Regions from separate parts of the Homo sapiens genome. Here region 1 is linked to region 2. The links are chromatin loops, found by intact Hi-C in ENCODE. Cell type or tissue: mesothelial cell of epicardium. All regions are shown on one strand. Each heading gives the region's core, and the rest is flanking DNA. Links, peaks and the distances in the headings are about the cores only. Region 1 has its middle 410 kb from the start of LINC01170. Region 2 has its middle 440 kb from the start of CSNK1G3.

Region 1 (8,344 bases), core at 58-8,057, 76 kb after region 2:
TGGTCTATCTTTAGATCTGCTTCTATTGATGGTTTCAACTCTTGATAATGAATGCCATTTTCTTGACTTGTTGTGTGTCTTGTAATCTATAAGTGTATTCCAGACACTTAATATAAGGAACAGGGAATCTAAAGTAGATATTTATCTTCAGAAAAATACTGCCCCATTTTCTGTCAGTCTACTAGAAATGAGTCAATCTGATCTGTGGCTTAGCTGAGTCTGGATTTTATTACAGCATTAGTTTGATTCAGTTCACAACTGGCTTGAAATATTTTGAGGGTGGGAGTATAACTTTCCCATTAGCTGGGATGGAGATCTGAAGAGATCTGTCTGTGTTCACAGCCAAATCATCAGCTTTTAGAATTGTTGAAGATACCACTATAGTTTACTGCCAAGTTAAAAGATAATGGGGACACCAGAGAGTCTCTTTCTCTCCAGTCCTACCACCAATTAGTTTCTTTATCTCAGCAAATTGTTTGCAACCTTCCCCCACCCACTTCTCTATTCTTTAGAAAGACGGTGTCATACATTCATGAAGGTCCTCAGTGCTTTGCAATGTCCTCTTAAGTCTCCTGCCCACCCTCAGTCTCTGATAGTTAAAGCCTGGAGTTCCTGGGCAGGGAAATGTTCTATGAGCTCTCCTGCCAGGCCTACAATCTTTTATATGTAATATTCTAGATTGCCACAAGGGGTTTTTCTTAGCTGCTTAACTAAGTATTATTCTAATAAAATGGTCCCAGATTCTTTATTTAAAGATAACATCACCCTAGCACTTCAGAGGAAATTTGGCTTTAAAAATTATGCAATCATCACAAAGACAGCTTGACAATATACAGTTTAGTTGACATTATGGTTTTATTAGGTGGACTACAATGTATTGAAGTATTATTATTGAAACAATCTATTGCTTAGATAGCTTTTTAGTCTATCTAAGAACTCTGTCACAAGGTAATTCTTAATTGTATTTTTTTGCTTCTTCATTGCTTACTAATGAAGCTTGGGAGCATCATGTGACTTCATTACTTCAGTTTTCTCAGTCTGTTCATATTCCATTCCAGGGAGAAATGTGAAAATTAATAACTCTCTAAAGTGCTTTGGAAACTTTAAAACAGATACTATGTAAATCTAAGTAGTCATTACCATAGATATTTTCTACCTTAAAGAATGTTTTTATAATTCAAAAAAAAATAGGCTTTTCAATTGTGTAGTATTCATCACCATGTAGAAGACTAGCTAATGACTCACAGAGCTAGCTTCTCAGTTTCTAAACAAAACACTAGTAAAATGCCCAGCTGGTTCACTTTAATTTTAAATGTAATGATATCTACACATGGGAGCTGGCATGCCGCTTTTAAAATTTTGGAAGGAAAATACAGTTAGAGAATTCCTGCTGGAGGTAATAGTCCACTTGAATCAATGCTAGTCTATGGAATTGCATTTATGATTAAGCCCCCATGCTAACTAATAGAAAAAGAGAAAATCTCTTGTGTCCTCGTGGAAAATGGAGTATAACTGGTGGACATAATGCATGATAAAGATCTGTTTTCTTTGAGGACAAAATTATGAGTGTTTGTTTCCCAGCACAGTAGAACCATTTAGAAGACTCATTTCCATGTTTGTGAGTATTCCAAGGATGAAAATCAAGCCCCAATCGGCATATCAATTACCGAGATAACTTAAAAATCTACTTTAGAGTTAGGACATTTAAAACTATAATAGAAGTGAAGTAAAATTTCCAAAGTGTTCATGGTTGTTTGCCATCAAGTTCCAAAACTTGATGCAGTGGTTACTTGAACAGTATATGAAATATAGAGATAATAGTAACTCAACCTAAAAATCAGTGCTTGTGCTGTGTGGCAGGCCACTAGAGTGTCCATCTTCACCCTTGAAGCATCTTACTAATCTTTGCCAATATCTTACTAAAATTTGCCAATAGAGAGGTTTCTTTTGTACTCTGCTGTATAGTAGTTTAAGGGAAAATTGGTACATTTTCAAAAGCAATACTAATCTTCCACAATTCTCAAAACTACATTTTATAGTTATGGGAACCTTAATGTTTTGTTATTTTATGAAAAAAATTTATTCATATTATCCAATTGAAAATATACTAGATCAGAGGTCTCCCAGCTATTATTGTACACCTCTATTAGTAAAACGATGTTGAGAAAATCCCCCACTACATGAATATTTATTTATTTATAAATTTTATTCTTGTACAATTATTAACTAGTATCTAAAGGTGAAATATACGCTTGGGATTACAGCCATCTCTAATGATAATATGAGTAAACCTATATTCAAAACAGTCTTCTCAATAATTTTAATTTTGTCGGCTAACTGCTTGTCAGATCTTTTTCCGTTTTTTTTCTTGTGAATATTGGCTGAAATTGAGCTCACTTAGAAAGTAGTAGTGACAGGTCTGCCAATTTCTAGTTGTTTGCCTGTTTTGTATTATGAGTATAACCTTTAACCTTTAATGTGTGTTTTTCTCTGCCAGAATCTCTTAAAGTCACTTGTACTTCTTAATGAGAAATGGTCTTTAAAGTGGGTCATATTAAGCTTTCCTTAACCAGACACACAGAAGCTGCAATATGCCAATAATAGGCTGAATATTTGTATAGAATTTGTGACATATGACAGTGTGACATATGAACTGGGCCTCATTCAGTTTACCTGCTAAATATTAGAAGAAATAATTTATTTCATACTGTTAGACTTAAACACAGGGAAATTTTAATACTTTCCTTTTGTATTCCATCTTGCACACCCACTGGGTTGTGACCCCCTATTTGAAGCCCACTGGCTTAAATGACTTATATTTGAAAATGGAAAAACAAACACGATGAAAGGAAAAAAAGAGCTATTTTTAATTCTCAAATACATCATGCTCCAAGTAAAAATCAAATTGAAAATCAAGAAAAGATAATAACACAGGCAAGGATCAAATTACATTAATTTCTGTTGGTCTTTATCTAAAAATACAAGACAGTTTATTTCTTAGAAAAGAAGGAGAGTAATATACGGTCGGGGGAGGTAATTCCAGGGGTATATAAGCAGCGTACAGCAGATTGATGTGTCTGGCAGGGCAAGTACATAAAAATGAATTTTTAAAAAAGAGAATAAGACTGGTAAGAGAAAAAAATGGTAAAAATCAGTATTAGAAACTCAGTGGAAATCAAAGTGTGGAAGGAGAGATGTACTTTAATTACAGGTGAGTGTGTGTGCTTTTGTTGTCATGATGAGGTTGTAATAAAAGTGAAGGAAGGTATAATCTTCCTCAGATACTGCCTTTAGTATTTATATCACTATTAAGATCAAGTCATTATCGGTTGGCACATTTAGTTACAGTGACTTACTTCTTATCCTGTCTCCACTCCAGAAGCAAGTCCTTCTCCTCCTCTAAAGCTCAGAGCCACTTTTGTGCCATCCTACTCTGCTCTTCCCAGGCCCATAAAGACTCTAATTCTCAGTTGATCTCCGCCCTCTCAGGTATCTTCAAACCCTCCTCACAGCTTTCACCCTTATGCCTTCAAAAATGTCTAGTTCTTCGCTGTCTTAGAAAATGTTCTCCTGACCCAGCTGCCCTCTCTAGTTACTGCTGTAATTTTTTTCTCTTTTCAAACTTTTCAAATAAGCAGCCTATGTCTACTGCCTCCATTTCCTCTGACATACCCTGGAAACAGGCTTCTGCTCTCATCACTTTTCAAAAAAAGAATTTCCCCTTGTTCTCATCCAACTATTACTTTGGCCTATTTACGGGTGTATTTGATAGCTGTCTCAGATCACATCTCACCCTCCCTCTCCTTCCCTGCTTTACCCCTAGTGTGGCCTTTTCCATTTCCTGCCTCTAATCCATACTTGCTTCATCCTGTCCAGGAGTTTCACTGCTCCATTGAGACACCTCTCTGTTTATAATATTAATGCTTCCTACTTTAAGACACAGAACTTTTTAATTTCTCACCCTCACTTTTAAGTTTCTCGTATTTTCCCCATACCCACTTTATCAAGTCATTATTTGTTGCAACAGAAGTCACTGAATAAATATTTTTTGAATAAATAAATGAATGAATGAATGGACATATATTCCATGCCCTGGTCAGATGGTATCCTAATTGTTCTATCATAACCATAGTTATCTCCTATCTTTATTATGTTGACAAACTATAGCCATTTGGTTTTGGTATGTAATCGAGTCACTATACATATTTGAATGTGTCAAGCTGCTTAAGTTCATGTTAACAAGACAGGAAACTTTAAACTGCAGTATGTGATTACTAGTATTAATAATACAGAGTAGAGTTTCATTGAGCAGCTCTTCCTGGATACATTATCATGAAGACTGTAAGGGAAATTACTCTATAAGCATGTTTTCTTACTCTAAATTTTTCTATTACTAAAACACAATAAACATGAAAAACGTTCATAAACATCTTCACTAGACAAAAGTTGTAAGAAACAGAATGTACTATTTAAAAGTTAGAAGTTAGGAGGCATCAGCATTTGGGGATCATCTTGACTCCCTTCTACTCATTCCACCTATGATAAATTTAACTGGTTTTCTTGTGGGGCTGCTTGAAGCCTGGTGTGTGTTGAAGGCTTTCAATTAGCTAGCTAATATATTTAAGCTTTTCTCTAAGAGTGACATTCATGATTTTCTCTTTGCAACTGCTTGCCAATCGATACCAGCCGAGATGAACTCAAAGTCATGAATAAGGTGATTATGTGGCTTTTGTGCTCGCCTGCTTATGCCGCTCCCCTCCAGGGAAAACCTGACATGCCTGAGGTTCCTACATTCTTTGCCACATCGTATCCCTGAGTTTTGATTTGGCTGATTTACTACTGAATGAAAATCACAGAGACCTCTCTGCTTCCTCCCAACAGCCTATTCTTGTGGTAAGTCAGTTTAGCAGAATGTGACATCTGTTGACAAGCTTTCCTTCTGCTTAGAGGCCCTAGTCAGCCAGTTTGGAAGCCAGTCTCAGTGATTTCATTTAAGGAATTACTCCATGTAACAACAAAGTAAATGAATATAATACATGTCATATAATCATAAAAACAATTATATGATGTTTTATGTATATTATTTTCATTATTCTTCACTTTTCAAATCCCTTTCTGTACCGGGAAGCCTTTTACAATTATAGTTCCAAACTTTTCTGATGTTTTTTGCCTCAAACTCTTACAAAATTTAAACATTTTCATAGAATCCTATAGTACATGTGTTATTGTTTTCTGTTTGTTGTCAATCACTTGTCCTTATTTGAGGGAAGGAGCCATATCTTTTCGTTTAAATCTCTACCATATTGCACTTTGTGAAATATGTAGTAGTGAGTTAGCATTCATGTGTGCATTGACCAATTAATGTTGGCTGGAGTGGAAGTAGGAGGGAATGTGGAAAAAGAGATCAGAATAGTGGTGGAATGTATTAATAATTTCAAATTACAAGGGTCACTGTTCCAACCGAAACTTTTCTTTTTTCCTTCAACAAATATTTATTGACCACCTGCTATATGCAGACACTGCCCTAGATGCTTAGGATATGACACTGCACAAAACAGAGTAAGATTTCTGTTCCTAGGAAGCTTTCACTGAAGCAGAATGAGATCGATAGTACACAATAAACATAACAAGAAAGTAAATTAGAAAATTAGGCCAGGCGCGGTGACTCACGCCTGTAATCCCAGCACTTTGGGAGGCCAAGGCAGGAGGATCACCAGGTCAGGAGTTCGAGACTAGCCTGGCCAACATGGTGAAACCCTGTCTTTACTGAAAATACAAAAATTAGTTCGGCACGGTGTTGAGCTCCTGTAATCCCAGCTACTCATGAGGCTGAGGCAGGAGAATCGTTTGAACCCTGGAGGCGGAAGTTGCAGTGAGCCAAGATCACGCCATTGCACTGCAGCCTGGGCAACAGGGTGAGACTCCATCTCAAAAAATAAAAAAAGAAAATTAATGAAAGCTTATGGGGAAGAAAAGAAAAAAAAGGGGGGTAAATATTATTGGGAAGTTGGTTGGGGGAGATTTGAGAGTAGGGAGGCCTCAAGAGTTTGGTAAAGACTTGAAATAGGAGAAAGAGTGTCATGCTAATATGGGTGTCTTCTGGGTACACATGGCATCAGTACACAGGCTGTAATCATGCCTGACATGTAAGTTCAAGGCCAATGTGATTGAAGCAGAGTGAGCAAGGGGGAGAAGAATAGAGGAAGGGATCAGAGAACTAATAAGGTGTATGTGGTGTGTGCGTATGTTGGGGAAGGCTATCATGTGCGGTTTCATAGGTAACTGGAAAGAAACAGTTTTAGTCAAGTGAAGTGGAAAGCTGATGTTAATGTAAGATTTTGAGCACAGGAATAACACGATTTGACTTTTAGTTTAAAACATTCACTCTGGTTTATGTGAGAGCAATGTCAAAGAAAGGAGAACAATTAAGAGGCAATTGTAATAATATAGATGAGAGATGGGAGTGGCTTGAACCACAGCATTAGTGTAATATTATTTAGGTTTCCAATATGTAGTTTAGATTCTAGATATATTTGGAAGGTAGATTCAAGAGGATTTCCTAATAGATTAGACTTGAGATGTACCGTGGAATGAATTGTATCCCCCTAAAATTCACATGTGTCCTCCTAACCCCCAATGTGATGGCATGTGGACATAGGACATTTGGGAGATAGTTAGGGTTAGATGAGATCATGAAAATGCAGCCCTCATGGTGGGATTGGTGCCCTTCGAAGAAGAGACACTACAGAGCTTGATCTCTTTCTCTCTGACTGCCATGTGAGGACACTGTGTGAAGATGGCCTTGTGCAAGCCAGGAAGAGGGCCACCACCAGAACTCGACCATGCTGGCACCTTCATCTCAGACTTCCAGTCTCCAGATGTGCAAGAAGATAACTTTTTGTTGTTTAAGCCACCCAGTCTATGTTATCTTGTTATGGCAGTCCAGCCAACTAATATAGGGCATGAGAAAAGGGAGGAGACAAGGATAACTTCAGGGCTTTTGGTTGAGCAACTGGTAGGTTGTAGTCACCATTCAGTTAAGGCAGTGAAGACTGTAAGTAGAGCACACGTCAGAGGAAATGTTGGTAGTCAGCTTTGGGCATGTTAAATGTGAAATCTCTATCAGACATCCAAAGACATTGAGTAAATGACTGGATATACAAATCTGAAATTTTGATGTGAGATTGGAACTGGAAAATAATTACGGCCTTTTAAACTACAGTGGCCAATAGCAACCTACTCTTCAACTACAAAGTAGTTACACGGTATTATGATAGCTCAGTGTCTATGCTAATTTGAGTGAAATCATCAAAGTTGTGATCATATTGTAAGTCAGCTATGGGCCCACTTCCATCAACTTCTACTTAAATTCTGAATATCTGTTAAATGGGAAAATCTGCTTCTTATAATGACCTCCATTCTCCAGTTTGGATTTTTCTCCACATCAATTGGTATCAAAGAATGAACCATGATAAAAGGATATTTCCCTGCAATTAAGAGTTCTGGGCCCTATGGGATTAATTTGGATGAAAAACAGCACTCTGTCTCTCCTTTATAGGTGTTCTTGAGGGATAGTCAGAAGTTTGCATTCATAATTGTATACTAGTATCTTAGATCTACAGCTATCGGATTTGTCTTGTGTATAACAAATGTATGTCTTCACAGACAATGCCTTAAATGCTAGTTTACTACAATTGAATCAGTTTGCAAAAGTGAAACGTTGTCATTCACAAATATGGGAATAAAACTTACTGATGGATTTTTTCAGCTGATTTTTCTGAAGTGTACTTATTCACGTTACCAGCTTAAAGACGGTGCTTGTACTAAATTTAGTAGACTTGTGCTAATTCTTAGGTACCTTTAGCCTCATAGAATAACACAAGACAACAAACTCTAGTATAAAGTTTGTATTGCCAAAAATTTTGATTATCTACACAACGTAGGAGGTTTGAAATAAAATTATTTTCTAAATAATTAGGAGCTATATAAAATGTTCCTAGATAATAATAAAGAAACATCACTGTCCTGGATAGGAAAATAAGTAGGAAACTACAATTGCTTATTCATAAGACTAACGTCAGGAATCAAATGCTGAATTTGGTGGCACGCAAAGGCTGTTTGCCTCGAAACCAACCTAATATTTTAAGAAGAGCACTCTGAAAATCTTGTCATAAGCATGCTCAGTCTAAGGACTATAAGATTTTTCTGAATTTCAGTTTTTCTGTCTGCAAAATAAGACTTATAACACCATTTGTCCAGAAAGGTGGTAGTGAAAAATGTAGGTTGTGTTACAGAACCTGGTAAAAATAGTTCTCTAAAGTATCATGCAACTCCAAACTAAAGA
Region 2 (8,277 bases), core at 278-8,277:
CACGGTGGCTCACACTTGTAATCCCAACACTTTGGGAGGCCGAGATGGGCAGATCTCCTGAGGTCAGGAGTTCAAGACCAGCCTGGCCAACATGGTGAAACCCCATCTCTACTGAAAAAAACACAAAAATTAGCTGGGCATGTTGGTGGGTGCCTGTAATTCCAGCTACTTGGGAGGCTGAGGCAGGAGAATCACTTGAACCCGGGAGGTGGAGGTTGCAGTGAGCTGAGATTGCACCACTGTACTCTAGCCTGGGTGACAGAGCAAGACTCCGTCTCAAAAAAGAAAAAAGAAAAAGAAGAAGAAGAAGAAACATCAGCAAGAATAAAAAAAACAAAGTTTTAAGAGAAAAAATTTTTGAGTTAAAAATTTCCTGTTTTCATATCTCAAAATGTTCACCATATATGTTACAGGCAAATTTACTGGAAAAAAAATGATGAATTATCCTAACCAAATACTAAATTATGGAATTCCAAAGAACAACAAGAATAGCTCATTGGTTGTTGAGAATAAATATTAAAAGGAAAGTAAAACTAAATAATGGACAAAAATACCATGATATGTTTCAAAATATATTATCTTTGTTTTTTGGAAAAAATACTATAGTACCCTAAATATATGATACATTTGGTGCTTGGTTTAAAAAAATCCAAAGATTAGTTTAGTTCTCCAAGCCAAATGTACTTGTTCAGTTTTTCCTTTTTCTCTTAGGAGGCCCCAAAGGAGTCTTAATATGTAATAGCATTCTTTCCCATCTAGTCCTGAACAATTTTAGAAAATAACAAAAGTGACACTCATGGTCAGATAAAAAGACGTGGCTTTATCCAAGTCTATTAGCCAAGTATGGTTATCAATACCAGACATCAGAATTAGGCAGAACTATCCATGGAGAGACCCAAACAGGTTTGGACCCAGGCAAGCATCCCCCAGTAGATGAGCCATGGAACCTGTATTCAAACATATGTTACCATACTCAGCTCATTTCCTCCTACCTCTTTTGGTCTCTATGCTGTTCCTGCCTCTTGCTTCCAATTGTAAATGTCAGAGTGTCTGAGGATTTAGACGTTGGATGACATCTGTTCTTCTGACTACACTCATTCTCTAAATGGTCTCATCATGTCCCACAACTTTAAATCCTGTCTCTGAGCTGATGTTAAGCTTAAGCTTTTCCTCTGAACTCCAGAATCATGTGTTCACCCCCCATTCAATCTACTTGGATGTATAATAGGCACCTCAAACTTAATATGTTTAAACTGAACTCTTGATCTTTTCTCCCCACCTTCACCCCAAACAGCTCCTTTCCTAGTCTTTCCCACCTCAGTTAATGGTAAATCCATTCTTCAGTTGTTCAGGTTGAGGACTAAGATCTAATTTTTTTTATCTTGCTCAAATTCCTATCTCAGGTGTGTGGGGACTCATGCCCTAGAAATTCTTATCAGAATTCTTATCAGGGTTTTATTTAGCCATATATATTGGGGCTTACTTTCTAATATGACTCTGGCATAATATTATGAGACACGGAAGAAAATAAAAATATTTTACCCCAAAACATGTTTCTCTGCCATATCTTGAAATGGCTCTGCAAAGCCATCCTTTGTGGGAGAAAATCTGCATCTGTAAGGAATCTCTATTAACATAGCTAGATCTTTTACTTCCAGGCCCTCCCAATCCTGAAGAGATTAACTAAAAGTCTAGTACCTTTCAAAGATCTGAATAGGAAACATTTGTCATTTATTGTCTCTAAGGGGAGCCACTATAAGACTTCAGAAGAACCTTGGTCTCCACAATCTTTGATCTTAACCTGAACATTTCCTTTCTGTGATCCCAGGTCTTTAGACAAACTCAACCAATTGTGAACCAGAAAATGTTTAAATTGACCTATAGCCTGGAAGCCCCCACTCCCCTCACCTTTGAGTTGTCCTGCCTTTCTGGACCAAGCCAATGCATTTCTTAAATGTATTTAATTGATGTCTCATGCCTCCCTAAAATGTATAAAACCAAGCTGTACCTCGACCACCTTGGGCACATTTTCTCAGGACCTCCTGAGGGCTGTGTCATGGGCCATGGTCACTCATATTTGGCTCAGAATAAATCTCTTCAAATATTTTACAGAGTTTGACTCTTTTCACCAACAAGGTCAAAACCTTTTAAATCCTTGATATCTATCTTTCTGTACGCTGCATGTAATGTATCAGCAAATTTTGTCAGTCATACTTCAAATAAATCCAGAATCCAGCTCTTTCTCACAACCTTCACTGCTAGCACCATCATCACTCCTCTGGATTATTGCAATAACTGCTTAACTCTAATCCCTTTTTCAGTGCCCCTACCCTCCACAAGTCTTATCTCAGGAGTTAAAACACAAGCCAAATTAGGCTGCCTCTCTGCTCCAGTCACTCTGCATTCCTTGCTGTTCTTCAAACTCAGGAGACATTCTCTGCTTTAAGGCCTGTCTTAGTTATTTAGGCTATTATAACAAAATTCTATAAACTGGATAGCTTATAAAGAGCAGAAATTTATTTCTCAGTTCTAGAGGCTGGTAACCCTAAGATCACGGCACTGGTGGATTCAGTGTCCAGTGAGGGTCTGCTTTCTGTTTCATAGATGGTGACTTCTCACCATCTTCACATGAAAGAACAGGCAAGGCAGCTCTCTGGGAGCATTTTATAAGGGCATTAATCCGATTCATGAGCGCTCCACTCTCACGACCTAACCACCTTCCCAAAGGCCCCAGTTCCTAATACCATGTTGGTGATTAGATTTCAACATATAAATTTTGGGTGGGGGCGCAAACATTCAGAACATAGCAGGACCTTTGCACTATTCCAGAGCAATTTTCTGAGAACGCTTTTCTCTCAGATATCCACAAACTTCTGTTACTCACTTTTATATGGTGCTATTTACAATCACTGTCCCAGTGAGCCTTTCCTGGGCAGTGTATCTCAAATTTCAGCCCTGAAACTTTTGATATTTCTTCTCGCTAATTTAGTTTTTTTTTTTTTAAATGTGTCACTTTAAAAATACTTGTTTAATTTATTATGTTTGTTTTCCACCTCTCCTATTGGAATGTAAGAGATTTTAAATTCACTGGAATTCCAGTGCCTAGAACAGGGTCTGACACACAGAACCACTGTTGTTAAATGGGAGAATGAATTAACAGCTCACACTCAAGGGGAAGAAGAGCTGAACTGAGCCAAGCATGCTTAGATTTCCCCAAATTTACCATCAGATCAGGCCCTTCTCCTAAAGCAGAGTGAGTAAAGGAACAGAAGGTAGGCCACAGGGGCTGTAGTTCACAGAGCACACAAAAGGCAAGATTCAGAATGGGGAGTAAGATATCCTATAATATTGTTTTTGTTTCTATATTCTTAATTAAAAGCCAAGATAATGATGTCGTTATAATCTGAGATAATCTAAAACAGGGGCCTTCTAACTACAGCCTGAGGGCCAAATCTGGCTTGCAACCTGTTTTCCATATGGCCCCTCAGAATTGCTTTTACATTTTGAAAGTATTAAGTAAGGGGATAAGAGAAGGAGGAGGAAAAGGAGGACAAGGAGAAAAGGGAAGAGAAGCACATCTTTCTCCTCAAGTTCCTAAACCTCCATCAAACAAGCGAGCTTGCCTTTTGAGTTCAATTTTAATTTTTCATAAAGAGATGTTGTGTCTGGAATTGGTGGGTTCTTGGTCTCACTAACTTCAAGAATGAAGCCGTGGACCCTCGCAGTGAGTGTTACAGTTCTTAAAGGTGATATGTCCGGAGTTTGTTCCTTCTAATGTTTGGACTTGTTTGGAGTTTCTTCCTTCTGGTGGGTTCCTGGTCTCGCTGGCTTCAGGAGTGAAGCTGCAGACCTTCACTGTGAGTGTTACAACTCTTAAGGTAGCGCATCTGGAGTTGTTCATTCCCCCGGGTAGGTTCATGGTCTCACCGGCCTCAGGAGTGAAGCTGCAGACCTTAGTGGTGAGTGTTACAGCTCATAAAGGCAGCGTGGACCCAAAGAGTGAGCAGCAGCAAGATTTATTGCAAAGAGCGAAAGAACAACGCTTCCACAGTGTGGAAAGGGAACCAGCGGGTTGCCATTGCTAGCTCAGGCAGCCTGCTTTTATTCCCTTATCTGGCCCCACCCACATCCTGCTGATTGGTCCATTTTACAGAGGGTGATTGGTCTGTTTTACAGAGAGCTGATTGGTCCGTTTTGACAGGGTGCTGACTGGTGTGTTTACAATCCCTGAGCTAGACACAAAAGTTCTCCAAGTCCCCACAGAGCACTGATTGGTGTATTTACAGACCTTGAGCTAGGCACAGGATGCTGATTGGTGTGTTTACAAACCTTGAGCTAGACACAGAGTGCTGATTGGTGCATCCACAATCCCTTAGCTAGACATAAAGGTTCTCCAAGTCCCCACCAGATAAGCTAGATACAGAGTGCTGATTGGTGCATTTATAAACCTTGAGCTAGACATAGAGTGCTGATTGGTGTATTGACAATCCCTTAGCTAGACATAAAGGTTCTCCAAGTCCCCACTAGACTCAGGAGCCCAGCTGACTTCACCTAGTGGATCCCGCACTGGGGCCGCAGGTGGAGCTGCCCGCCAGTCCCACGCTGTGCGCCCACACTTCTCAGCCCTTGGGCTTTGGATGGGACCGGGTGCCACGGAGCAGGGGGTGGCACTCCTCAGGGAGGCTCAGGCTGCACAGGAGCCCATGGCAGCGGGGAGGCTCAGGCATGGCAGGCTGCAGGTCCCGAGCCCTGCCCCACCGGGAGGCAGCTAAAGTCCGGCGAGAATTTGAGAGCAGCACCAGCAGGCCGGCATTGCTGGGGGACCCAGCGCCACCCCCGCAGCTGCTGGCTCAGGTGCTAAGCCCCTCACTGCCCGGGACCAGCAGTGCTGTCTAGCCTCTCCGAGTGCGGGGCCTGCCAAGCCCATGCCCACCCGGAACTCCCGCTGGCCCGCAATCGCGGCGCACAGCCCCGGTTCCCGCCCGCGCCTCTGCCTCCACAACTCCCTGCAAGCTGAGGGAGCTGGCTCCAGCCTCAGCCAGCCCAGAGAGGGGCCCCCACAGTGCAGTGGTGGGCTGAAGGGCTCCTCAAGCATGGCCAGAGTGGACGCCGAGGCCGAGGAGGCACTGAGAGCAAGTGAGGGCTGTGAGGGCTGCCAGCACACTGTCACCTCTCAATGTCATTTGTATAATCAGGCCATATTAAAAAACGAGACACACACACACAGAGACACACACATATACATACCGCTGTCTTCAGGAAGCATTGGAGGACTTTGAAATTGAGAGAGATTCTGCATTTACCCCCAGTCCCAGTGGGAAAAATGGTGCTTCCTCATGACGTATTTCTAGGCCCTGCATGATAAGCAGCAGGGTCGTGCCTGTCCTTCACTTTTCTTCCAGCTGGGGACATCAGGTGCTCTCTGTAAGGGCACTTTGAAGAATAGGCTGACACTGCAGTGCACTTGGGAAATGGTGTTTGAGAGACAATAAAAGGGGCCCTGGCTTAAAGTACATTAAGGGATCACAGGAGTACATCTTGACTGCATTTTCAGATCTTTTGATTCAAAGACACACATCTTCTTATCTCCCAAGGGGTGAGGCCAACCTAGCAGAGAATATAGACAGAGCGTAGCAAATAATCTTGCCAACCGCACATCAGAGATAATTAGTGAGAACACTGTAAGGGGTTCCTTGACTGCCTCAGTGCAGGGTAAAAATGGATCAGGGAGGAAACGCAGGGTGTGTGCTGAGCCACCAGCCTAGGTGTGCGAGTCAAGCGTGCACCACGGTGGCACTGAAATGGTTAACTGCCCACTGGGCCTACACTGGGAAGCAGAGGGATGTTATATTCTCACTGTCTGGCAGCGTTGCTTGTCTACTACCTTCAGATATTTCACTCAGCGGTCTTTTCCACAGAATAATAAAAGGCTAGAGCCTGTGAGAATGCATGAGTCTGGGCAAAAAGAAGGCCAAATCGAATCCTTGAAACAAAAACAGGTTTGGACTACATGTGCAGTTCAGACTCAAACCATCCTAGTTCCACTACATACATACATACAACATACATACATATATATGTATATAATTGCATGTGTTACTTTTTAAATAGAATTTTAGATTATTAACCATAAAGGACAGGCATATAGAAAATTAATTAATATAAATACTCAAAACTGTGAAAGGAAAAGAAAGTGAATATGGGAAATTGAAGGCTTAGGAATAGTTGTGATGAACTTTCAAATTTCCTTCAGAGTTCCCTGTTAGGCAACTTTACTTTTCCAGGTAAAGCCACATGCATCTAGCGTCTAGTAAATCTCTGTGAGTCGTTAAAGAAACACCATAGAATGTAGACTTCTCATTCCCTTCTGTAGCCAATTGCCAGGAAACTCACAGCACGTATTCCCTCCAAAAGTGTCCTGGCTTTCTAATCAGAGATGCCTCTCTATTAGCAATGCTAAATAGAATAAATCTTGCCAATGAAGTTTTTATTAGGAGTAGTGTCCATGGAGCCACATTTTATCACAGACTGCCAAATAATAAAGAGGGAAATGGTCAGAGAGGAAAATTCTAACATAGCTGGGGGCTGCCTTTTTTTCTTGTATTTTTGCCAATTCTTTTCAAACTTACTTGCTTACGAGAGATACTGTGTTTTATTATTGTATTTTATTCACTCCCATCATTCCCCTGAAATTTAATTGGACTGCTTTCTCACCTTGCACACCCTATTCACTCGCTCCACATGCTCTGCCTTCTTTCCTGCAGAAATGAAAGAAGAAGGGGGAAGATTTCTTTGAAGTTGTTTCAGCTCCCACGAGAGTGCACACACTATCTCGTTATCAAAAAATCACTTTTAGTGCAACTGTAGACATAGCGAAGTATGTTAACCACAACTCCGAGGGCTTTCAGACTTATCTTTGTTCTTTAAAATTGGGTTTGATTTGATTAATAGATGACACCGCAGGGTATATGCCAATAATCCTGATATTTAACATTAAATATAATTTTAAATTGCTGTAGCTGCTACCTAAGATTATTTCTGTGGGCCTTTTTTCTTTACAGCACACTTTGCAGTTGTATGGAACCAAGTGTCGGGCCTCTGCTTAGACTTCCAGACTTTATTCAACAAGTCCGTTGCAATATCACAAAGTCATCTCAAGTTTCAACATATTCAAGAATGAATCACAATGTCCTCACCACATTTTGCCCTCATTCAGTGACCCTGTCCCAATGAATCACACTGCCTTCCATTCATTTGCACAAACCCCAAAACCAGAAGTTATATTTGGGAACACCGTAATGCTTATCCCAAGTCAAATCCATTGCAAAGTCCTGTTTACCATACCTCTTAAATGGCTTCCAAATATATTGTTTCTTCTTTCATTCCACATCATCTTTGTCTGTGATACTATAGTATTTAACGTTTGTTCTGGTATAATGCCCATCTGTTTTCTACAAGGTAGCCAGGGTTATTTAAAAATGTAACCCTGATCAGGGTACTTTGTACCCACATTCCACTCATATACACACAATGTGTAAACTGCAGAAATGATTTCCCTTTCTTCTTAGAATCAAGGACAAAACCTTCAACATATTATTCATGACCCCTACCTGGGTCAGACCCTGCCTACATCTTAATTCTCATCCCCATTCTTTAATTCTTTCCCACCCCTCTACTCCTGATCCAGCCACACTTTTCTTTTGATTTTCCCAACACTGTATTCTCATTCCTGCCACAGAACCTTCTCATGTAACTGTACTTCCACGTGGAACTATAGCCCCTCCAGCCAAACCCTTTCTGAATAACTATAGACTTATCCTTTAGGTCTTAGCTAAGTGTCCCTTCTCTTGGCCCTCAGGCTAAGCCATATTCTTCTCTTACACTCTCCCCAAATTCTTTCCTTTAGATCACTTATGTGAGTTGTAACTATATTCTTGGTAGTATAACTTCTAAATATAACTTCAGTAGTATAACTTCTAAATTAATCTGCATCTCTCTTATGAGACTGTAAACTCCATATGATAAGAAGTTGTGATGTTTGATTACCATTCTATCCCAGTATCTAAAAGTGCATCTGGTACTAGCAGTCAATTAACTGACTGAATGAATAAATAAATGATTTTATAATAAATGAATAAATAAATAATTTAAAAAACACATTTGTATACTCTGCCTTAGATTTGCAGAAGTCTGTGGGTTAGGTTTCCAGACTATATTTTTAAGAGATATCTCAATATGGTTTTGATGTAGCCATGGTTGGGAACCACTGTCTTAGAA

The links. Hi-C counts contacts between places; a loop is a spot of excess contacts. Peaks named below come from ENCODE experiments on the same cell type or tissue, not always from the same donor. Only the 100,000 strongest peaks of a DNase experiment are listed, where the experiment ranks them.
Region 1: it touches region 2 in a loop (13-fold over the local background); 1 of 110 quality-filtered maps calls a loop at or near these places.

Annotation. Positions count from the first base shown.
Region 1 is chr5:124,020,720-124,029,063 of GRCh38, forward strand. No RefSeq gene overlaps it. Among named protein-coding and RNA genes, the nearest start is that of LINC01170, 410 kb to the right of the region's middle. RefSeq lists an enhancer at 4,442-5,015. In mesothelial cell of epicardium, for the core only: a CTCF peak has its summit at 763; a DNase peak (open chromatin) is centred at 4,777.
Region 2 is chr5:123,944,576-123,952,852 of GRCh38, forward strand. No RefSeq gene overlaps it. Among named protein-coding and RNA genes, the nearest start is that of CSNK1G3, 440 kb to the left of the region's middle. In mesothelial cell of epicardium, for the core only: no CTCF peak of the experiment used is centred there; a DNase peak (open chromatin) is centred at 4,975.